Regions from separate parts of the Mus musculus genome. Here region 1 is linked to region 2. A link is a loop called in an ENCODE intact Hi-C map of the cell type or tissue named here. Cell type or tissue: gastrocnemius. All regions are shown on one strand. Each heading gives the region's core, and the rest is flanking DNA. Links, peaks and the distances in the headings are about the cores only. Region 1 overlaps Il31ra (interleukin 31 receptor A). Region 2 overlaps Ankrd55 (ankyrin repeat domain 55).

Region 1 (8,000 bases), core at 1-8,000, 220 kb after region 2:
AATCTGTGAAACAAGTCGTCTTCTGTGATATCCTGACAGAATCACTTCTATGGGGGGGGGGGGGTACCTCAGGCCCTGGTGAGAATCTTTCTTCCAGTCCAGAGTGCAAGTCTGGAAGTCACAGGAGGTAGGCTGATTCCATCTACCCATTCAGCTGTTCCCTGGGTCTTTCAAACTTTCAGTTCTTTCTCTGTGAACCTTGGGGAAAACCCCTCCCGTTCCCACCCACCTGGTCCTCCTCCCAGTCTGCACAATTTTCTGGACAAAACCCAGTAACGTGTACCTTGAAACCATCTCCGAGCCATGTGGCTAAACTACTTTCAGCAGGGTTGGGAACATCAGGACAACACAGGGGAGTCAACCGGCTGTTAAAAGATGAGATTTTACAGAGAGGAGGTAAGCTCAGGACATAGTGCATGCATAATGTGTGGCTGAGCTAAGGGCAGGGTTTATTAAAGGCAACCATATAACTCCCTACTCAAGAAGGGTCTGGTTGGTTTGAACGAGAAGGGCCCCCACAGGCTCACATGTTTGAATTCTTAGTCCCCAGTTGGTGGAACTGTTTGGGAAGGATTAGGAGGTGTGGCCTTGTAGGAGGAGGTGTGTCACTGGGGGCAGGCTTGGAGGTTTCAAAAGCCCACCCATTCTCAGTTAGCTCTCTCTGTCTGTTATCTCAAAGTATGAGCTCTCAGCTGCCGTTCCAGAGCCAAGCCAGCATTTTTGCTGCCATACTCCCTACCGTAATGGTCATGGATGGTCTCTAACCCTCTGAAACTATAAACCTCAAATAAAAACTTTATAAGTTGCCTTGATCATGATGTCTTATCAGAGCAATAGAAAATAACCAAGACAGAAGGCAGCTGCCCAGATTTCTATTCAATACGAATAAGTATCCACACTCTTGACTGACAGGAAATAGGAAGCAGTTGTCTATGGGACAACCCAAAAGGAGATGCTTCCCCCACATAATTATATCCTTACCTTCCTTTCTTTCTCTATTACCTGTGTATCTCTACCCTGGTCCTGATGTTGGAAACTGCACTACTGTCACTTTGGCAAATGCATTCTCAGGAGCAGTTGATGCACTAACTACCCACACTTCTGCATAGTGTTCCCAAAGTATGTTCCCAACTTCAGCACCAGCATCACCCACTAATCAAAAGACACATTCCTAGTCTTTATCCCAGAACTCTGAGTCAGAAACTCTTGGGGCAGGATCCAGTTCTGACATGTGTCTAGATTGAAGATGATTACTTAAGAATATGATGTACAAAAATTTATGCTGTGACTTGGCTGCAGTATATTGATCATGATTGAGGTTGACATTAGCTTAGTCACAAATGAGGCCCAGCTGCTGGGCAGAGAAAGCTCACAAGGGCCAGAGTAGAGCACCCTACCAAGGAGGGACACTGAGGCAGCCTAAGGCTCACTGCAGGGAGAAATATAAGATATTGAAGACGAATGTCTTTCCCCACACTGGCAAGAGCAGTCAGGACAAATGTACCTGCAGCCAGCACCCCCCCCCCACACACACACACACTCTCTATATCACAAAGAACAGACCTGTGCTCTCATCCAGTTGGCTAACACCCAGGGCTCAGTCTCCTTTCTGCTCCAGCCTCAAGTGACAGACATTGGCAGGCAGAGCCTATGGGATAGGTAGTGCTCCCTTGGCCTCAGAAGAATCTAGATTTGGGGTACAGACCTGCACAAATATGTCTTCTTGTTTGTGGGAATCCTCATGAGTCTGAGGGTATGGCCTTTAATCCTTCTCACACATATGGATCAAATGAATGAATGAGCCAGCCCTCCCCTGGGGCAGAGTTCTCTCTCATACCATGTGCCAGGATGGCACCTGCTGCTTTCTGTGGCCGATTGTTAAGACATTCAGTGTTAATCATGAACTCACTTTGGCTTTCTGAGGCCAAAAGTCACTGTTTTGATGCTAAGTAGAAGAAGGCCTCCTCCAACTAGAGATGTTAGAAGGACAATTTCAAACACACCTTTGTGACAAAGAGAACAAAAGACCAGTTGTCAGTAAAGTTCTTTTGACAAGAATCAAATATTAACTTTTTCTTTTTAGTTTTTCTTTTTCTTTAGCAACATTTCTCTTTAATTTCCTATTTAAATTTAATTTATTTCTATTGAAACCACTGGGGTTTTGGCTCCCTATCTAGCTGTCTTTTCCCTATATAACATGATAGATATTGATATATTTTCTTTTGTGTTATTATATTTTACAGAATAATGGGTTTCATTGACATCTCCAAGTATTACATATTATGTACTGATAGCTGTTGTGTTTGTCAGGGTTAGCTTCCAACTTCATCCATTTAGTCAGTAATTACTAGCATAACTATTAGCCTCCCCCCCCCATTATTCTGAGAAATAAAACAAACAAATAAGAAAAAAAATCAGATCCTCACTCACATGCTTCGTATATCCTGGGGTAGAAAAACTCACACGATAAACTTTGACAGGTAAGCTTTGACTTGTCAATTTGCCTGGACTAAGAGATACCTACAGAATGGCAAATACATGCATGCTATTGTGTCTGTGAGGGTGAGTCCAAAGAACTGACATGGGAGAACACTTAGGGGAGGGTCCACCCTAAACACAGGCAATACCATCTGATAGGCTGGCAATACCACTACCAGATGGGCTAAAAGTCGAAAAAGAGGAAGACGGTCAGTGCACCCAAGTTCTCTTCTCCCTGAGCACGAACACTGATTGCTGTGGTCATTATCCACAGATTTCCAACTTCAGCTTAGCCAGCCTTTGGACACAACTCTGAAGAGAGCTTCCAGGCATCCATCTTTAGACGGGGACTGCGGCCTTAACTCCTACTCTTGTTCTAAAGATTCAGACTTCTCAGACCGAGTGGCTACCGGGGTCCCTGCATGGTGAATGCCACTGCTGAAGAACCTAGCTTCCAATCACTTAAACCACATCACTTCTGTTCTCCTAGAGGACCCTAAGTAATAGAATAATGTTAAAAATACTTCAGATAAAATAGATGATCAAATAGAGTACTTAGGGCAAAGTGAAGGGAGGCTAGCCTCTTAATCTTCTATTTATTTATTTATTTATTTATTTATTTATGTATCACTTATTTAATTTTCCAGATAGGGTCTCATTGTGTGTAGGCTGATCTAGCCTTATATTTTAGACCTTCCTGTTTCAGCCTCCTGGGTGCGGAGACCGGCGTGCATCACCTTGCCTGGCTAGATCTAATCTAGAGTCTGCCCTGGATTTTGCAGAAAAGCAAAGGGAGATGCAAAGCTTTGAAGAGGGAGAGAAACCGAGTCAGAAAGTGATGGGAAATGAGGTAAGGGGAGGGTAGCTTGTATTTTGTTTAAAATATGAAGCTGTAACTGGTGAGTTCAGAAAATCTAGAACTTTAAACTGTGGCTGCTGTGCCTGAGTCGGTTCTAGAGGTCTGGGAGATGGTCATAAGACCACTGGCTGCTCTTGCAGAAGTCTAGCTCTCTCCACCCACACAGCTGCTCACGACTGCCTGCAACTCAACTCCAGTTGCAAGCGATGCGAGACTTTGTTCTAACCAGTGCAGGCATGTGGTGTACATAAGCTTACTCAGACACACACATATACACATTAATAATAATAATAATAATAATAATAATAAATAGTCGTTCATAAAAAGGAGAATGGGTTGTGGAGGACCCAGGAGGGAAGTAGAGTAGTCTGTCCTCAAATCTACGGAACAAGGAGAGAACTTTTAAGGGTCCAGCACGGGATTGTGCCTTCAATTTGATCCTGAGAGAAATTTTCATGAGCTGACACAACTTGTACCCAGTCTTCTGAAGCTGTAACATGATTTTTATTTTTTTTAAAAAAAAGTTATTTTAGAAGTTGTATCAAAAAGAATACCAAGAAGGCATTGTTAGGCTGCAGGACAGAACGTGTTATCTTGCTCATGGTTCTCAGAGCCACGGTCTACTTTAGTCTTCAGGAACATAAATAACAAGGGGCTTCTGAGATACATCAAGATGACTTTTTTGGTTTATAGTAGTTATTGCAAAACTTGTCAATGCTGCTTGAATTTTGATTGATTGACTGATTGATTGATTGATTGATTGATTGAGACAGGGTTTCTCCATGTAGCCCTGGCTGTCCTGGAACTCACTTTGTAGACCAGACTGGCTTTCCTCTTCTTTTCCCTCTGTCTATTACATGCCCTCAGCTTTCCTACTCAATTATTAAACTATTATATTTCACATTATATGTGATATCTAACAAATTTGTCTTGCTTTTCATGTTTTCAACGTAAAAGCTGATAAGTTGAATACACATAACAAACAAACAAAACGAAACAAAAGCCCCACCGCAGATGGTAACATTAAGTCCCTTGTCAGTGACCTCTGATCAACCAGTTGTTCCTTCCCAGGTTCTATTGCACAACTCCTGACATTTAGGAACTGGGCAGTGTGAGCTCAGGCAACAGCCTTTGACGTGGCTGAGGCTGAAGTGGATGTTGCTTGCTTCATCTTAAGATTATTTGTGGCTGCTTACCAGCAAGGATCAAAATGGCCTGTTGGTCTAACTCAGCCCTCCCTTTGCCAGCTCCTCAGTAACTCCTGGGAGGTGAGTGAGCCAGAGAGAGCAGGAGAAGCCATGCTCTGCTGCCCTCTGCTGGCTCTCCTTGCTCCTGTCAAATATTTCCAACCCGAAGTAAACTCCAGAATGAGGCCTGAAGCCAGTACTCACTGATTGACAATGTCTTGAAGTTTATTCTCACCCCGTTGGTACCTCCAGCTCTGGTGCTGGCCATGACCCAAACAGTATAAGAGGTCCTTCGTGTCAGAGACTCCAGGTCACACTGCAGGGCATGAGAGTTAACAGTCTTGGCTGAAAGGAAAAATAGAAACCGATCTAGTATAGCAAGCCAAACTGAAAATGTGTGTTCGCATTGACCCAGGGTGCCCTGACCTGCAATTCTAACTTCTCAACTTCCACTTAAAACAAGTCTACCAAGATGCATCAATGACCTAAACATAAGAGCTAAAAGTATAAAACCCTTCAAAAGCCCAAATAACTAATCCACAACTTTGAATTTATGGAGGGTTCTTATAAAATATGATACTCAAAGCACAAGCAACTACCCCAAACAATATTAAACTGAACTTCATTAAAGACAATCTAATGTTAAAATGGGTGATGAAGTTCTTTCTCTGAAGAAGATATGCAAGTGGCCAATAACTACAACAGACGAGTGCTTGATATCATTAGTGACTAGGGGAAAAAGTTTTCTAAATGAGATACCCCTGGGAAAACTCAGGCTGTAAGGTTAACCTATTTTATTTTGCAGTGAACGTAAAACCTCGTGCATGCTAGAAACATGCTCGGGCTCTGAGCTGCCTCCCCAGCCTTGTTACTTCTGTGAAATAATCTGAATAATAATCTATAGGCAGAGTCCGGTAGTTACCAGAGGCCATGGGAGGAGGGGCCCGGGAACAATTGATTAAAAGAACACAGAGCTTCCACATGGAGGGGGAGAAAAGAGCGGTGGTGGTTACACAATTTGGTAAATGTTCTTAAGATCACTGAACTATACACCTTCAAATATTTAGTACCAAGTTTTACATTACGTGTACTATAATGTAATAAAAATCAAATTTAGCCTAAACGGAAATCCAAGCCTAGCCCAGAGCTTAGGATGTCAGAAGATACTGTGGACTCAAAAAGAAAGCTCTGGGCAATGGGAGGTAGAACTTACACTTAAAGAGCTCTGCACTAAGACAAGTACCATCAAACAAGGGCTGTCCCTGCATACAAATCTACTCTTTAAGATGGGCAAATCCCACCCAAAACAATGGTCAGAAAAGTCTGAGGGGACCCACCCATTCTGTGACTGAGCAGGAGAGGTCCTATCAACTCCTCCCAGTCCTCCTCAGGACTTCTTTACACGTTTGTAACTCCTGAGGTAGTGCCCTCGATTCTATTTTCAGAGAAGCACAGAGAAGCTAAGTGTTTGGATGACTATGCCGGTCACAGCCCTGGAGCCACCTCTGTGTCAGGTCTATTCACATCATCTCGGGGATGGGGGGAGCGGAGGGGTGGACTGAGCTTGCTCAGCCTGGCCATGTGCCCACTTACAGAGTTCTTTTCCACCTTCAGCTTGGTAAAATACAGTGTAATTGTTGATAAATCCATTCCTAGCACTCTTAGGAATCTCCTTCCATGTGATCGTGGCTGTCCTCAGACCGATGTTCTCCACCCTGGTCTCAGGACCTTTTAATGGAGCTTCAGAGGTCAGGGAGATTAAAAAAAAAAAATTACCAAGGCTGAATCACATCCCGGAAGATCAACCGCTGCCCTAGAGCTGCTACCATTGTTTCAGGCAAAACCCACAATGCTGGGGTTGGGATAAGGAAGTTGAACCGGGGGACTGAGGAGTGAACTTGTTTGTAGAGATTGGGTTCCCCCCCCCCCCAAAGTCAGGCATCTTATATAAGATGACAAGGAATTTCAAATCCCCAAGAAAATGTACTTTCCTGTAGGTCCCCAATTCCAATTAGCACCCAGTTTTCATTCCTGTCTATAAAGTATAGCTTCCCTGGCCTACCTTTATACAGTAGGAGACGCTTTCCAGTGTTGAATCTAGAAGATGCTCATTTCCCAAAAGATAAAGTCTGAGTGGTGTACCTTGCCTATTGCCTCGCAAAAGACACCTGAGAGGAGGCGAGATAGCCCAGCAGGGAAGGCACTTGCCGTGAAAGCATAAGGTCAAGTAAAAAGCTGGCCATGGTGGCCTCTGTGACAATATCAGAGCTGAAGGGGTGGAGACAGGCAGATCTCTGGGAATTGCTGGCCAGCCAATGGGCAGCTCCACCAATGGGCAAGCCCCCAGGTCCCAGGGAGAAATCTCAAAACATAAACAAGGTGAATGGCTTCTGAGAAATGATAAGGTTGGCTTCTAGCCTTCATACATGTGCATCAAAACGCCCATGACCACCGTGCACACCCACGTGTGCACTCCTAGAGAATCATTTCTAATGTGTGTATGATGAGCTTGCTAGGCTCCCTGAATTGATCTTAATTAATGTTAACGCTGGTGACAGTCTCAGCTGCTGTTTTGTTATTAGGCAAGGAGTCTCACCTCTGTGAGAGCTTCAATTCCCCCACTGTAAAGTAGGAAGTGGCTGGACTCCTTGGACTCTTTATATCTACCCACCTTTGAAATGTAGTGACGCTATACTCTGGCCTCAAGTGTGTCAAACACACACAGTTGAAGATGAACATGAAGATGGTGCATGTTTTAGAAATGAGCCTTGAGACAGCCCTGCATCTGAACTTGTAATAGCCTATTTCCCTTCCCCCACAGTTGGTCCACACATACTTCCTTCTTTGGCATAAGCTTGGATTGAATACGGCTCTCCAACTCGGTGTCCCAACACTGGATACACTGATATATTATAGCATGTGAAAGGTTTTAGTTTATCTGGAGGAGAGAGGGGGGAGAGAGGGCTGCTTAAGTACACAGAGTAGAAAAATAGAGGACTGAGTTGTGGCCTAAGACTTACAGAAGACGTTCTGTTTCTCTCTAATGCCTTCTCTTGCTCTGAGATGTTCTGTCTAACTCCCAGAACTAAACTGAGACCATTTCAAGAATATTACAGCTCCATCATGAAGGGGTGGGGGTCCTTCCTTCTTCAAGGGTGTGTCTCCCACTCCCCAGTAGGTAGGCCAATCACTCTCAGTGGGTGGCCCTACACCTATGCCTAATAGGGCAGCACTAATTCCACTCAGTAGGTTATTTAAAAAATAAAAATAAAGGGAGGGACAGAAAGTTGGGAGGGGTGGGAGAAAATGGGAAGTAGATGTGGGAGGAGTTGGTTAGATATGGGCAAAACACATTGTATGCTCATAGGAAATTAGCAGGCTTAATTAGCACTATTTTTAAAAGCCTTACTTCTTTTCTGTTAAATTATGATTATCACTAGCAGGGTAGCTGGTGAACATTATTATTTCCCTCTGTC
Region 2 (17,430 bases), core at 5,563-13,562:
TGCTGGTAAAAGGGCAATTACAGACCACAGTGACTGGGCGGTTACAGGTCATGGGGTCTATGGGTCAGAGGGGAGAACTGGGTCTAAGAACCTTCAGCATTAGTTGGGTTCCTCCATTTACTACCCATGCAACTCTGGATAAACCACTTACTCTCAACCTGGGTTCCTTCACCCACAAAATGAAAGAAACCACAGTCCCTACTTCTTAAAGTAAGAATTAAATAATCAGATGAGTAGAGTGCTTATCACAGTGCCTGGCCTATTCTGAGCATTATGCAAGGGTTTCTCATAATTGCAAATATTACTGAGACAGCAGCTTAGCACCTGGGTGCCCTTGCTGTGACTCAGAGGTGTTCCGTGGAAGTACTTGTGAAGGAGTTTTCACTAACACTAGCTTTGTGTTCAGATTTCTTCAGAAGTTCCCAGAAAAGTTTTAGAATCTGAAACTGTGCAAGAAACAACAACAACAAAGATTCAAGAACTCTTACTGCGAACCTTCCATGAGAATCTGGAGTGTGAGCGTGGCAGCCACCGGCTGCATCTCCAAAGTTGTGCATGAATCACTGCAGAGACAACAGTTCTGGGAGGTCCCTACTTTCCACATCATGGTGCCATAGCCAGGGACATACAAGGCTCCTCCTCCAAAGTGTGGATGACGTAGTATCCAACCAGGTAGCCATTATAAATTACTGGGGGGGAAGGAATTACCTAATAATTGACTTGTTGAGTAAAGTTGATTGCACAAAAGTAAATTTTTTTAAAAAATCATGTTACTCAAAATTAAAGGTTTACAAATAATTTAGTGATCAAGTCTAACAAAGACTTGTCTAGCCATAAATGCAATATTATAAATTTTAATATAATATGCATAGGTTTTCGAGTATATAAATACTCAAAAACCTATTCTTAAAACCAAGTGAAACCAATAGAGCCAAGTGAGAACAGAAGTGGCAGAGAGGAGCCCAGAGCTGGAGCATCGCTAACTGATGAAGGGTTAGCGTCCTTACTGCACAGGAAGCTCGTCTAGACCTGGCCAAGTGATGCCTTGAAGTAATACAATGTGACGTCATCCTGTTAGAGTTTATACTCACGGTAGCAAAAATACATAGTTAATTCATAAATGCCCACAAAGATGAAAAAACTTTTAGGAACAATAAAAGAAGTGACCATTGAAAATTATATAGTAGTGTCCTTTTGCAGCAGCAGTAGTAGTTATGGAGAGTGTTGATATAAGGAACCCTTGAAGCTGAGGCAACGTGAGCATCTAAATGACTAATAGTGAGTAAATGATCAAATTAGCCGTGCTAAGTTCAGCAAGTCACATTTTAGGTACACTTTAAAAGGGATGTCATGAAACTTCTTGACATAGTAACTTGCTTATAATCAGATATTATGTGGGAAAGGGCAAAACCCCAAACTATTTGTATTAACATAGTTATACCTTTATAAGGAACATATTATTTCCACATTATGCTCAAAGCTATTAGTTACTGTTTATTTCAACATTAAAATAATTCCAGGGTCAGTGAGATGGCTCAGTGGGCAAAACCCTTCCTGCAAAAGCCAGGCCATCTGAGTCTGGTCCAAGGAATCAGAATGAAGGGACAGAACCCAATCCCAAAAGTCATTCTCTGACCACCACACCCACGCTCCCTTACTCTCCTATGCACATATCTCTCTCTCTCTCTCTCTCTCTCTCTCTCTCTCTCTCTCTCTCTCTCTCTCTCTCTCTCTCTCCCTCTCTCTCTCTCTCTCTCTCTCACACACACACACACACACACACACACACACACACACAGGAGCTCAGAGAATTCCATTCTGTTTCTCAAATCCTGTCACAATCTCATCAATCCACAGAAGTAACACCATTTGAGAGAAAGTTGGGATCTCTGGCACCAATGGCCGACAGTAGTCCAGACTTCAGCCACAGACAGCAAGTCACTGTTCTAACCTCTGAAAGCCACACCAACTTCAGCAAGTAGCCCCTTCCAGAACTTTCCTTCTCCTATTCCTTGCTGCATTTGTTTCAGAGCTATTGGGACCTGTTAACCGCCTGCTTACTCCTTGGGAATGTCCCTTATCTTTTGTGTTGCTACTCAGAATACCTGGAAATAGGACTTCAGTCTTTTTTATTTGGAGTTCAAGATGGAGAACAAGAAAAGAGTTCATGGTCTCAGTGGTAGGGGAAGACCGACCTAACAGATGCTTGTAACTATACACTCTGATACAGATAGATCTCCACCTCCAAGCTCATCTCCCATGAATACTCCTTCACCCACCTAGGACTTCATGCAGTGGGTAGAAATAAGTCATTCTAGGAAGGGGTTGGAATGTATAAAACCCCTCCACGCCTATAGGTAAATAAGTAGCATTAAGACACCAACTTTTAAATTTTTGTTTATGTATTTTTACATGTGTGAGTATTTTAGCTGCATAGATGTCCATGTATCACACATGTATAGGGGGCCCCTGGAGGCTGGAAAGGGCATCAAACCTCCCAGAATGAGTAACAGACATTTGTGAGCTGCCATGTAGACCCTGGGAATCAAGCTGGGGTCCTTTGTAAGAGCAGCCAGTACTCTTAACCACTGCATCATCTTACCATCGTCCTATGCTGTTTAATCTTTTCATATATATTTTCTTCTTACCTGGATGTCGATATTTTTAAATGAAAAAGCAAAATAATGTAAAATGACAGTTCAATTAAATCAAGATGTCCAAGAATAGGACTCAGACATCACTTTTTTCTTTTCTTTCTTTCTTTGTTGTTTTGTTTTTGTTGCAAATTCCCAGGACAATTCTAATGTGCAGCCAGGGTTGGAATCTAGGATGTCTTGTTTTACCAAATAGACTTTCTGAGTCACAATGGTGCATAATAAATAATGTGCTGGATACTCAGAAGGAGAGTCAGATTAAGAAATGGTTTCCGATGTCAGCTTTTCAGTGTCTTGTAACTGTATACTGAGAGCTCTGGTGTGAAGTTTGAACCAGCTTTGCTTAAACTACGTGTTCACAGTGAGGGCTGAGGGCAGCTTCAACTCTTACGATGCCAAGGTCGTGCCTTCCATTAAAGGAGGAGCTACCTTCTTCCACCACTTCAGTCAGCTCTAGCCCAAAGGTTATGAGCTGTAAGCCTTCACTTTTTACATCTTCCCTGTAGTTGATCTTTCCTACTTTATGGGTTCTTCTTTTTCTCACCCTTTATCTCCACCCCCTTTCCACCCTGATCACTAGATAGGAGACCAAGAAGGAGGGGGAGAGAAGATCTTTGAATCTAATTTCTTTCTTCTTGTTTTTTCTTTGAGCATAACTACTAACAGCCAATGGCCACACCTATTGGGGCTCTAGCATTTATATACCCTCTGAAAAGTTCCCAGAATTCCAAATGTCACATAATCACAAAAACTATCTGCAGCAGACAAACCTCTGCTGGAGCGCAAGGCAAATCGAAGACAGATGCTGCTGGGCTTAAAATGAAAACATATTTTTATAGTATTTCTGTGGTTTTTTTTTTTTTAAAGAAGCCAAAATTCCAGAATTGTCACTACATTTTGCCTCTTCATTTTTAAGCCATTGATTATGCTGGGGGTAGTAGGTAATTATAAACAGAGACATTTTCTCTTTTTTTATTACATATTTTCCTCAATTACATTTCCAATGCTATACCAAAAGTTCCCCATACCCTCCCCCCCCACTTCCCTACCACCCATTCCCATTTTTTTGGCCCTGGCGTTCCTCTGTACTGGGGCATATAAAGTTTGCGTGTCCAATGGGCCTCTCTTTCCAGTGATGGCCGACTAGGCCATCTTTTGATACATATGCAGCTAGAGTCAAGAGCTCTGGGGTACTGGTTAGTTCATATTATTGTTCCACCTATAGGGTTGCAGATCCCTTTAGCTCCTTGGGTACTTTCTCTAGCTCCTCCATTGGGAGCCCTGTGATCCATCCAATAGCTGACTGTGAGCATCCACTTCTGTGTTTGCTAGGCCCCGGCATAGTCTCACTAGAGACAGCTACATCTGGGTCCTTTCAATAAAATCTTGCTAGTGTATGCAATGTTGTCAGCGTTTGGAAGCTGATTATGGGGTGGATCCCTGGATATGGCAGTCTCTAGATGGTCCATCCTTTCGAAACAGAGACATTTTCAATGAACTAAGTGCTTTTGGGGTCACTGGCCAGACCTTTCCTGCTCAGATATAATCGTAAGTTTTGATGGTAGCCACAGCTTTTCATTTCCTGTGGAAATATAAACAAATCTGCATCCCCATTATGAAACTTTCAGTGGCTTCCATTCTTATGTTAACATATCCTTATAGTATATGCTGATTTAATTCCACAGTACTTTCTATAACCCAGTGTCTCTCAGCTTCTATTTCAATCCCGTTTATTTGCAATTTTAATTTTGGCCTCAGATCATTAACAACTGTTTGCCAGAACACATATTTTTCAGTACATCCCGACCCTCCTGTTCTTTCTACTGGAGTGGCTTTGCCTGTGATGTAGGGAAACAGCAGCTTGGCAACCCTATCACCTGTGTTAAATTGTATCTCTCTTTTTGCATAAGCCATTATTTTCATTTCTCCTTGGAGAACTTCATCTACAATTCTTGGATGCACAATGAATCCCTGGGAAGTCAGTCCACTCCTTCCCAAGATCATCCCTACTGTCCCAGAGGGCGAAGGACCATAAACTCCAGTCGTTATTTTATAACACTGAGGTTTGGGGGATAGAGGAAGATGTTTATTTGTGGCCAAGTCTACAGCGAAGCTGCCTGCAGTATCGTGCATCAATCTCCAATGCTGAATGGAGGATTTTTGGTCTGCACGTCGCTCTGGCTGTAATGGCTCATATTTTTTTGCTGTGGGGCCTGGAGCTAGGCCCCCAAGGCTGTTTCTGACTAGTAAGAAATTACCTCGAATATCTCTTTAAGACCTACACTCATTGGTCCAGTGTCAACCCTCGCTATATTGCCTCACATCCCTGGAAGCCTAGGCCTTGTTTCTAGTTTATATTTAGAAAATCATTGCCCTTAGAGATGCCTTATTCAGAATTTTGTTGCAAATATTTCCCACAATTAAAGCACCAGTTATTTTGAGATCCGAGACCTTTAGCAGCTTGGTCACAGTATCTTTGCAAATGATTGTATTTCCTGCAGTTGAAACCCTGGGCATTTTGATATCTGAAACCTCTGACTATAACTTGATTAGTATGATACACATTAGAACCAACACCTGGTGTATCCCTTATACACTTGTCTATAGGCACTGCTCTCACCTTTAATGATCTAATAACTTTTTTATATTTAGTATTTGAATTTTCATATGCCAAGGACTCTATCAACATCTGTCTTGCATCATGGTCTGATACAGTTTTGTTCATTGCTGAGACCGATGTTCGTAAAAACTCAGTGACAGCTCCTCCGGAACCATGTATAATCTTTGTAAACCAGGTGGACTTTTTCCCCAGGGCTCCTCAGCTTTGTCCCAAACTCTTAAAGCCACTAAGAAACATTCTTCTATAGTAACATCATCAAGTTGAACCTGTGCTTTTACATCAGAGTACTCCCCTTCACCCAACATCTAATCTTTTTCTATATTCACCCACCTCACTCTATTTCAATGTTCAATATTCACAGCTTTCCCACCCCCACCATGTTAACCATTAAAACTGTGGACCAGTCTCTAGTACAGCTGTTACAAATACCTTCCAAGCTTGAGAAATGAGTCTATTTTGAGTAGCCCAGTTATTTAGAATTTGTCTCACAGAAGGTGAATGCATCCCATATGAAATCATGGCCTCTTTAAATGCCTTAGAGCTATCATTTCTATAGGATGTCATCCTATCTCATCATAGCCTCATTACACCTTTAGCAAGCATATGAGAAAGTTGATGGTGATGATCTTGTAACCCCAGGTTCCTCTCACTCTAGTGACTCCGTTGCTTCTAGATTAACGCTTTCTCTCAAAATGGGCTGCATCATCAGCACATCCTCCCACTTTTTCAGCTTCTCTCTGACCTGACCAACTCCAGCACCATTTCTTTCACCCTTTCCTTCTACAGGAAACCTCCACTCTCTTGCCTTTCTTGCCAGGACTGAGCCTTTTTTGTTTTCTCTTCTCCTGTGAGCCTCGATCCCCAGGTACTTCCACCTCCACCGGCAACCTTTCCAGTTGCATAGACAGCCCCCAAGAGCACCCCCTTCTGTTTCCCATTTCAGCCATCTTTTGTTTCTCATGCCCCTCCATTTCCACCTGCAATATTTCCACCCACTCATCCAATCTTTCAAACTTTTTTTTAAACAAAATATATGAAGAAAAAAGAAAAAAATAACAGAAAAATTTCCTCTGGGAGCAATGTGGAGGATGTCTGGTTGCAGCTCCAATAAACTTTTTGCTTGCCTCTTGAAAAAAATATATTGATTCCTTTGTTCCCTGTCATTTCATTCATGGCATTTGAAATCAAATCCTCTACTTTATTCTTTAACTTCAAGCCCCATGTTGATGTGCTGCTTGTAGCTGGTCTTTGCTACTTTGTGGATTCTTCTTTTTTTCCCACACTTTATCCCCCCAGTTTCACCTCCTATCACTAGATATAAGAGAAAGGATAGAGGGGGGAGAGAGCCCTAAACCTAATTTCTTTCTTTTAGTTTCTTCTTTGAGTGTGAGTACTAACAAACTGCTACTCCCCTGAATGACCACCAACCAACAATCCCACACACACACACACTCCTTTATCAGGGCCCTAGCACTTAGATTCTCTCTGAAAAGTTCCCAGAATTCCAAATATCACACAATCACAGAAACTATCTGCTGCTGACAAAACCACGCCTCTGCTGGAGGGCAAGAGGCAAGCACAGTCAGCTGCCGAGAGGCAGACCCACATTGCCACATCTGATGAAGACAAAAACTGTCCTTATAATATTTCTATGGTTCTTTTTAAAGAAACCAAAACCCAAAATTTTCACTATACTACCCTTCTTCAGTTTGCCAATTTGGAGACAATATGCTAGTAAAATCAGCAAACACCTGACCAATATATTAAACACTGCTCTTACTCATAGTCTCTGAAGTTTAGAATTATTTTTCTTCAATAAAAAAAACAAGTCATTTATCCCAAACAACTGTGCATTGATGCATAGGACCTTCAAAAGAGGTCCTATGGGGAACAATTATATACCAGGTTAGGTTCTATTCATTGCTTTTATGAAGCAAGTAAGTAGCCTAAGACAAGTAATGTAACAATTATCTCAAAGATTAAAAGCTGCTGTATTTCAATTCTTTGTGGGCAGCTTTGATGGCAGATCATCATTGTCAATTTGATTTGGTTTTAAATTATCTAAGAGATACAATTCTGTTTATCATATGATGATAGGTGACTCAATATTTGGCTCCCCACAGATGTTAGGTAGACATGTTGAGTACCAATCAGAAAAGGAAACATAGAGGTCAGCAGTCTACTCAACACCAATGTCTCCTCCAAAGGTATCACCAAGATATGTTCAGTCAGAACCTACTGAGGTACTGGCTAGGAAGCACTAGTTCACAATGTAGCTCCATCCCTGTCTCTGGTTCTCTGAAAATCTCTTCTCTGGTTTGTGCTCACCAGAATTCAGTCTGGGCCTGCAGGAAACAATTATTAACTTGTTACCAGTATTTGAAAGCAGCTGTATGTTTACCACAGTCTGCTCCTTTTTAATTGAACCAAATCTACTTCTTTATATACTTCTTATCTTTCCAGAGTTCCCACAGGATGGTAGAAGCCTGACTCTATCACCTGATACTTTGAGAAAATGAATAAGGTAAAGATAGTCAGATCATTGTCCAGAATAATGAAAGGGGAGATGACATAATGTTTATTTATATTTAGTTTTCAGAGCTAGGCAGGCTAACACAATCCTTTTTAAAAATTCATGTAAAATTTACACTCCCCTAATTAATGAAGGACTAATGCAATATATTAACATCAAGAGTTCAATAAGAATTGAGTGGATAAGAAAACCCATTTGCATTTGAAGATACACCCTAAATTGATCAGTAAATTCAGTTACCCCATTTTAAAGGTTTCTATACGTTAAAGCAAGCAAGAAACAACAACAACAAAGCCCACATCTTTTAAAGAATCACTGACAGGGCATTCTGTGAATGCTCCTTGAGTGCATGTAGTCTCAGCACAAGGGAGACTGAGGCAGGAGGCTCACTAATAGTGCAAAGCCAGTGACTTCCTGGAAAGCCTGGACTATTTACCAAGATCTTGTGTGAAACAGAAACAAAACCATCGAAACCTTAGGCATGATGAAGTATGCCTGCAATCCAGGCACTCAGAAAAGAGGCAGAAGGACTGCTATACATTTGAGGCCTGTTTTCATAGTGAGTCTCAGGCCAGCCAGGGTTACATAACTAGCAAGCCTCTCTATTTAAAATTAAGTATTCATTGAATTAATCAACAAATAAATACCCATTTTTTAAAAAAGAAAAGAAAAAAGTACTTTCTAGAGAGGCATCTTTGCTTGCTCCTGTGTATTTAGAAAGCTCCAAACTGGCTCTAAATTATGTTTTTAAAGATTGGCATTCCCCTGGCTCAGAACCCAGAGACCATAAAGACTCCTCACCACCAGCGGGTGGCAATGTTGTACCTTGGAGCCATTATGGTGCTGTGAAGGCTGGTTCCTCCTGAAAGGTGCAAAGGTCTTCTTATCTCCTTACAAATAGTTAGAGCTTTCTAGGTTGCCCCAAGACATAATTTCTCTGCTGTCCCACAATACCTAAGATAACTGTGTGGAAATAGAGAGGAATCTAAATTAGAAGAAGGCCCTGGAAAGTATCTCTTTAAGTGATTTTACTGTCCAGTCATAATAGCCCAAGGATGTCTCAATCACCACTTCAACATCTGTCTTCCTTCTGGATTATGTTCTTTTAAAAGACAGAGACTCTACACCCTTTGTGGCCAGGAGATGCAGAGTCTATGGATGGCTTAGTATATTTAAATTCTCCAGGGGCAATATGTTCTAGTTAAAAGAATAATCTAAGATCTACAGATCTCTCTATAAATGCTTATAATTAACTCTAATGTCATGGGTGAGTTCTATTACCCAAGGATGCTCATAATAGAATATACCAAGGGAACTCTCTCAAATCCTCTGGTTTCGATTCTAAAGGCTAAAATGCCCTTTACACTGACACGGCCACTCCACGAAAGGGCCATGGCTTAAGCAGTGCAGGTGTTGATCTGGCCTCAAAGCAGTTGCAACAAAATGGGCTCAGTGACTTTTTAATGCAATCAGTGACTTTCCAAAGAACACCACAGCTCTAAAACTGGAACCCAAGAAGACACAAAATCTGAGGAGCTCAGGCACCCCAAACATTGGTAGTAGCCAGCTGTACATCTGAAGCCCTAATGTCCCGAGGATTCAATAGACAGTCTCTAATACAACTGGAAGCAAATTAGATTTTGGCTAATCAGAATAAGCAAAGAGATGTCAAAATTAGCTACCGATCCTTGTGTTTTTTAAGTAAAATTAATCATCTAAAATAGTTATCCAGGGTTGGTTTTTTGGTTGGTTGGTTGGTTGGTTGGTTGGTTGGTTGATTTGTGGGGTTGTTAAAGATCCAATTTTCGATGAGCTCAGATTTTACTAGAGTCCACACTCAGAAGTTACTGTGAGGAGGTGCTGCACAGTTTCTAAGCACACAGCATCCGTTCTGTTCCTCTCACTGCAGACTGGACACGGTTCATAGACAACACCAAAAGGTACCACTTCAGTACAGGTTTTGTTTTTCCTTCATCATTAAAATGTTCACCTTCTTTTGTCTTTTTACAATAACTATATTGCCAAGTGTCACTTGCTGAGTAAACCCAAAGTTCCCTTTGAATAAACCCCAGATTTCAGCGGTGGCCTCAGGAGCAATCAATCTATAAGATGGCTTTACCAGTTGCCAACCTTTTCAGTCTGTTTATAACTTATGAAATGTTCTCTTTGTGTTAATTTTCCCACAGCAGTTTTTAGAATTTCCAAGTGTCAACTTTGGACTGTTTCTTTACTTGTATTATTGAAGTATTTGTACAGCTATGACCAAGGGGTCAACAGAGCAACTTCAAGGTGGGAAGATTTCCTTTGGCTCATGTAACAGAGGGTTTGGTCCATCCTGTAGGCAAGGCATGGCAGAGTGATTCACATCCCAGCAGTAAGGAAGCATCATAAAGAATCCAGGAGGGGCTGGGAACAAAAGACCCCCAAGGACCCACCCCCACCCCAGCACGATGTCCCTAGCTAGACCCTACCTCCGAATGAAGCTCTCAAGCAACACCTTACTGGATGCCAGTCCCCAGCACATGAGCCTTTTAGGGGAACACATTATATCTAAGCCAGAACAGTGATGACTGTACAAAGCTCTATCTCCTTTTTGGGTAATGAAATACTAGTGTAAAGTTACTAAGCCGCATCTCTCTCAACATTTATGAGAAGAAAATCTTGGCTAACTTCGATGACCATAAGCAATGTCCATGCCTTATAGAGTCTGAAAACTACAGGAGGCACAGAACATGACCAAGACATTCCATTTTTTTAGCCTGCTCTTCTGGTTCTTTCTGTATTCCATGCGTAGAGACACATGAAATGTTTTAGAATATACAACTAATATTTCCTCCCATGGTTCTTCCTATTCATTCATGTCCTCTCTTGCTGCAGACTGGCCTCAACGTGAGGCCCTCAATCTGCAGGAGAATCAGAGTTCCGGTTCAGGTGGACAGGGAGTGACAAACAAATACAGACACAAGGGAGTGTTGTATCTGAATGTAATGTGTCAAAGTGAGCATCAGACTTATATATTACAAAAGAAAACAAAGAAGTTAGGTGATACAACAGTTAAGCTACTTTGAAGTTTTCTGACACAAAACAGAGAAAGGCATTCAAAAGACTGGAAGGCACCAGGCAATGTTTACAGTTGAGATAAGAGTAACCCTGCCTAGAGTCAGCTAATGACAGGGACCAGGAGGGGATTTCACACCCTGTCACAGTTTATGTTATTCCTCTGAGCCTTGTGAAAGCTTGCACCAGGGGGTTCTGCTCTAGCAGACCTTTTTCATGAATAATGCAGTACTGTAGTTCTTCCTTAAACCATAGCCCTCCTTTTTCCTAGGCCATGGTAAATTCTTGCATATGGGAGTAACTTGGCTGCTCTTTTAAGTATCTGTAGGGAATGTCCATTTGTCAGAAGAACTCACCAACTTTCTTCTAATATGCAATGTAGTCTGCCATGCCCAACTGTAATGAGAATTCTAAGTTTACTATTTTGAACTAGCCCTGAGAATACTAGCTCCTATCTGGCAAACGGAGATGCCTGATTACTAAATGTCAGCAGTGGGGCATTTCGTCTGGATAAATGACATTCTTACAAAATTCCAAGCCCAGGGTCAGCTCAAGGACTGCCTAGGACATTGGTGAAGGCCAGACAGTAGAATTCAACCTGATTTAGGTTTAGTAAAATCATTTCTTGGAGGCACCTATAATAAAACAATACTGAAAGAAAGCACACAGATCTATACGCTGACTAATGCAGGGACAGGTTTGGAACATTCATGCCAAGGTTCCAGGAGACTGAGTTTCCATGAAACAATTTGCCTCGGGACTGTGTCCAAGCCTTTAGGCTTGTCACGCAGACTTCACTGGAGTGGGTGTGGCTCTCTCTCTCTCTCTCTCTCTCTCTCTCTCTCTCTCTCTCTCTCTCTGTGTGTGTGTGTGTGTGTGTGTGTGTGTGTGTGTATTCTACCTTTCTGCATGCAGCTGTGCATAGGTCTTTCTGTTTAGGCTTCATACACAGAGGTGAGAAGCATTTAAAACCTGCTCCCTGGGAAGATCAATAGAGATATGATGAATTCTTGGTGCTAAATAGGTAGATGATAGAAAATAGACAGATACATACAGAAAGATACATGGAGGATAAAGGGGGCATGTGTTGTTCAATTATATAGAGCTATTTGGTGATGTTAAGTGGATTTGTGACCTTTTGTTGAAAAGAAACTCTTCTGCCCTCATTTTAGATCCCAAAGGATGATCAACCATTCTTTTCTTTGTAGCAGCTCCAAGGTAAGACTAGGGATCCACACTCACCATGGTTTAGACTGAGCATTTCTACGGAGCCTCTAAGAGTCTTCTCGTTCTTAATTGCTAGTTTCCTAGCAGATCCTAAGCTAAATGAACTCGGAAGCTCACTTTGATCAGCCTTGTAGGACACCTCCTTTCCTTCTCCCTTCTTCATCTCTCACTTTAAGTTCCTTCTTAGCATACTTCCTGGATGGTCTTCTAGCCAAGACTATCTATCTTTAACAGGATGTTTGTGTTCTTGTGGCATGACCTGGAACCTGGCTGTCAAGCTCTAGTAACTCCAATGTCTTTCTCTGTCACTCCATCACTGTTACTTCTGACTGCGTAGGAGTCCAGGATAATTTCATTGTAGCACTGTTTACACGAGGGCCCTTTGAAACCAAGACCATTCACAATAGAAAAAGAAGAATAAAGTACACAGAGATGAACTTAACCTAGAAGGCAAGGGACTTGCACACCCAAAACTACAATGAGGTGCTCAAGTAAATTAAAGAAGATGCCAACAAATGAGAAGACATCCAGGGTTTCCTGAACTACAAAGGCATATTTAGATGTCACTGGTTCTCGGAGAAGTACAATCTCTGACAAAAACTCAATGACTTTTTTATAGACATGGGATATTTCATTCAAAAATGTCATTTGGAATCCTAATGATCTCCCAGACGTTTCAGACAGTTTTACAAAAAAACAAAATTAGAGAGAGGCCTCACCTTTCCTGGTTTTACAAATTATAAAGTTACAGTAACCAAAAAGTGTGGTACTGGCATGAAGGTAGTAGTCATACAGATTAATGGAGTAGAACTGAAAGTCCAAAGATGATTCCATATATCTATGGCTAGCTAGTTTTTAAGAAGGGTGATAGCCATGTGTGGTGGTGCACACCTTCAGTCCCAGCACTCAGGAGGCAGATGCAGGTGGATCTCTGTGAGTTTGAAGCCAGCCTGGTCTACAAAAAAAAGTTCCAGAACAGCCAGTGCTACACAGAGAAACCATATGTTGAAAAAAATAAATACAAATAAAATAAAATTAAGAAGAGCGCTAAGATCACTCAACAATGATCTTCAAAATACAGTGCTTAAGACAGTAGATAATAACAGGAAAGATTTTAAATTCTCACCTTACAGCAAGCATATCAAAGACCCAATCATAATGTGTAGAACCATAAAACTTTTAGAAAGGAGCCCAAAGAAAGAGCATCTAGCAATGGGTTTGGCAGGGATTTCCTGGACATGATGCCAAAAGCACAAGCCACAAAAGAGAAATATAGACAAATTTCTGAGAGACTCTACTAACTGCAAACAGGAAAGCCATAGAGGAGTAGCAGTTTGTGCATCCAACATCTGTTATAGGCATTAATATCAATAGCGAAGTTCTCCATATGTCCCTAAAGGCCAAGATCACAAAACAATGACCTTATTACAAAGTGAAAAAAGAATCTTAATAATCATTCTTCCAAAAATAAAGGGACAGCCAATGACATATGCAAAAGATATTCAACATTGGCAATCATTAGAGAACTGTAATTTAAAACTACGACTAAATACTCAGCCACTTTAACCATTCAAAGGTTGAATGGCTCAAAGGGATGGTTGTTATGAAAGATAACATCCTTTCACACACAATATGTAAGCAAGATGAGGATGTGGGAAATTAGAACCTATATACAGATGTGGTATAAAATGGTATAGCTGCCTTGAAAAAACAGTTTCTTAGTAGGGGTTTCTATTGTTGTGATAGAAAATACCATGACCAAAATCAACATGAAGAAATGGTTATTTTATTTTACAACTCTCAAGTTATAACCCATCACTGACAGAACTCAGGGCAAGAATCTAGAGGCAAGAACTGAAAGAAAGACCATAGCGGAACACTTCTTACTATACCTTCCCCATGGCTTACTCAGCCTGCTTTCTTATTCAACATAAGACCACTCACACAGGGATGACACCAGCCACCGTGGGCTGGGACATCCGACATCAATCATAAATTAAGAAAATGCCCTGTAGATATGCCTGTAAACAAATCTTATGGAGGCATTTTTTCAACTGAGATTCCAACTTTCCAAATGATTCTAGTTTGGGTCAAGTTGACCAAAAAAAAAATCAACACAAGCAGTATAGTTGATTGTTAAAACTGAGCATAAAAACAATATAATCACATTAACCAGCAATCCTACTTTTGAGGTTATAGCCAAAAGAGTTGAGAGCAGGCTACCAAAGCAATTTGTGCACACATGTTCACTGGGGCGTTACTCATAATAGCCAAAAGAAAGAAAAGAAAAAGCAAAACCAAGTGGACACCAAGAGATGAATAGAGAAATAAATATGATTGGTTTGTATGTAGAAAAGAAGATCACTCAACATTCAAAAGGAAAAGTGGACACATGATCCTCCATGAATGAGCCGACACTATGCTGTGTGAAATAATCTAGTCACAAAGAGACAAACAGTGTTCATTCCACACATATGAAAAACCTAGACTCAGATTCACAGACACAGAAAGTACGGTCGAGCTTTCTAGAGGCTGGGCAGGGAAAATAGGGGTTATGATGTAATGGGTACAGAGTTCTGGAAGATGAAAAGGGCTTGGAGATGGGTGGTGGTGGTTGTGCAATATTGTGAATGCCTTAAGGCCAGAGAACTGTAAAGTTAAAATGGTTAAATGTTGTGTATGCAAACTCAACTAACTAGACCACCTTCGTGACCTCATGGAATTATCTCCAGAACTAACCATCCTGCTCTCTTAAACCACTCAGGATACACAAATGAAGTTCACGACACCTCATTGTAGCCTCTCTCCTCTTACTCTTCCCAGCCTCCTCCAGCCACATTTAACACACAGGGTAAATATCTCAGTGTAACCCTGACCTGTGCAGAATGGACGGGCCCTATCACTCCCTCGACGTGGTAATAATCAGTTATCAGTTAGCGTTTCCTCCTCGTGAATTAGTTCACTAATTCCTGTGGAGCCAATATCCGTCTAATACCTTATGCTCCTTGCCAATGTGCCACTGCTAAAATTGTCCTTGCCTAGGACTCTCTGGCAAACTCACAAGAAAACTAAAGCATGTCCGCAAGGTAATACAAAACGACAAGCCATAAAATAAATAAGGGAATGAATAAGAAGGATGTCTTGGCATATGCAAATGTTCCAGGGATATTGCTGGCCTAAGGTGCTGTGATTGGGGGTTCAAGTGGTGTCAGCAGTTGCCAGCTCTTCCATTCCCCTGGCTCAGCTCTGCTCTGCTCCATCTTCATTCTTCTCACCAGGCAGATGCTGACTGCAAGCTTCCCAATTCATGGGCAGTGGAACAGAGAGAGAATGTGTGTGAGAGGAAGGTGGGGAGGGGAGGGAGGAGAGCAGTGCTCGCCACAATCCCAGCTGGAGTCTATTTGCTTTTCATAGACTCTAATCGGTCCACAGCCCTGAATATGTCACCTCGACCACAGTAATGCAAATTCTTAATAGCTCTGTTCCAGGTCACATATTCTGAATCTGGGTCAGGATAGAATAGTCCACTGAAACTGCAGTTTGCCTGGAAGTGGAGTACTGATGACCACCCCGGAGTGTTCAAGGTAAAGCTAGCATCAGGAAGAGGGGAGGTTGAGCAACAGAAAAGACAGATTCAGCCATCTTTCAATGAGTCTCATGGGTACTTGACAGGCTCAGATATATTGCACATAAATGTAATATTCAAATCCTTCTGGCAAAATATTTTTGGGATCCTAATTCTAGGAGGCAGTACAGCACCACATCGTGATGAAAGTACTGTGTATATCAGTCATGAACTGAACATGAACATGTTATCAAGTAGCATGCAGTTTCTAAAACCCCACAGTTGAATCTGGTGTGATGGCATACACTTGTGATCTTAGCACGGCGGGTGGGGTGGGGGGCACAGGTAGATCACTCATGAATTTGAGACCAGTCTGATCTACAACTCATGAGTTCTAGGCCATCAAGGGCTACACAGTGATGCCCTGCCTCAGATCAATAAGAAACAAACAGCTCCGTAGTCCACCTGTCACCGTCGGCAGCTTCCTGACCCAATCAGGCTTCTTCCCAGGGGTCACTACCAGCATCTTTGAATGTGCACGTATTACTAGAAAGTAGGTCCCTCTTTTAAGTTGGGGCCTTAGTTCCAACACCCAGAGACCCTGGGAATCATCTTAACAAAATGCCCTGAATTATGTGAAGATCTGTAACAAAATCTAAGTGATATATGGCTTCATTAGTTGCCTTCATCAACAAGAGCCCTATTTTAAATATATACCCCAGACATGTAATACTGTCTAAATAAGCTAACATTTTTTTAAGTGGAGCAGAATAAGTAGCAAGTACTAAAAAATGCTTACTAAATGCCAGGTTGCTGTTAAGCACACAGGATTAATTTTAACACAGAGTCACTCCACCCAAGGGAGGTAGTTTCTAAGGGAGGCACTTGTCAGTGTTGTCAAGATCTCCACTTTACAGATAAGGAAACTAAGCCCGGTGAGGGTGACTGGCCCACAATTCCACGCAGCTGGTTAGCACAAGCCTGGCATATACCCAAGGTATCTGACTCCAAAGTCATCAAGCCAACCGCACCCTGCCATGCAAATGAGTAGGGGAGCCTGCTTCAAAACATGGACGAGTTAGAAAGCAGTCACTCGCTGTACAAAACAATGTTATTGTAAATAAGCCATCCCCAGCTACGAGCTTGCGTTGGACTGGCTAGCTGGGTAAAAATCATTAATGGTTTCTCAGAAATACTGGGACAGAGAAACCAAACCCAAACTTTAGGACTCGTGGCAGCTAAAGTTCAAAGAACCAAAAGGCCAATGGTCTTAGTGTCCACCCGAGAAGAAAAACACAACTTTAAAACTGTTGAGATATCCTCTCTCTAATAGAGGGGCTTGGCACAGCCTCCCCTGAGGTGTCCCACAAGACAGCTCGCTTCTTAACCATCTCTGTGCATTCCTGCAGTCACCTGACCACAGTCTGTTGTCATCCTTGGCAGTAAGACCTGTTGGATCAATTCTTCACAAAGGCACAGTAAACAGTTGGCTCCCTCATTCAAAGCAGTTTCGTACAACCTTAGTTCTTCTAGAAATAGCATCTTTACAAACCCAGGTGTTTGAAACTGAACAGGTTTTAATTGGGGGGGGGGTATGCAAAATGAGGCATGAGAAGCCAATATAAATGCAGTAGATGAGCACCAATGAAAAGGTATGGCTCTCCTTTCAATTGCAGGACAACAGTGGTGGGCAGGTTATGAGGGGGGCCACATGAGAGCTAGTTCTGCATAGGGAAAGCTCCTGGTGGGAAGGAGGCAGCTACTGCTGGATGCC

Evidence for each region. Peaks named below come from ENCODE experiments on the same cell type or tissue, not always from the same donor. Only the 100,000 strongest peaks of a DNase experiment are listed, where the experiment ranks them.
Region 1: a loop joins it to region 2, with 10 times the contacts of the local background. A loop is called at or near these places in 21 of 42 quality-filtered maps.

The regions. Positions count from the first base shown.
Region 1 is chr13:112,525,551-112,533,550 of GRCm38, forward strand. It overlaps Il31ra (interleukin 31 receptor A), which reads right to left. Exons shown (of 17, transcript NM_139299.2): 12 at 7,361-7,462; 13 at 6,118-6,264; 14 at 4,729-4,869; 15 at 1,910-2,003; 16 at 284-365. Among named protein-coding and RNA genes, the nearest start is that of Il31ra, 51 kb to the right of the region's middle. In gastrocnemius, for the core only: no CTCF peak of the experiment used is centred there; DNase peaks (open chromatin) are centred at 1,802 and 4,646; H3K27ac peaks cover 2,878 bases.
Region 2 is chr13:112,300,209-112,317,638 of GRCm38, forward strand. The region is part of intron 1 of Ankrd55 (ankyrin repeat domain 55); the gene reads left to right. Among named protein-coding and RNA genes, the nearest start is that of Ankrd55, 20 kb to the left of the region's middle. In gastrocnemius, for the core only: a CTCF peak has its summit at 8,612 (motif pointing right); a DNase peak (open chromatin) is centred at 8,629.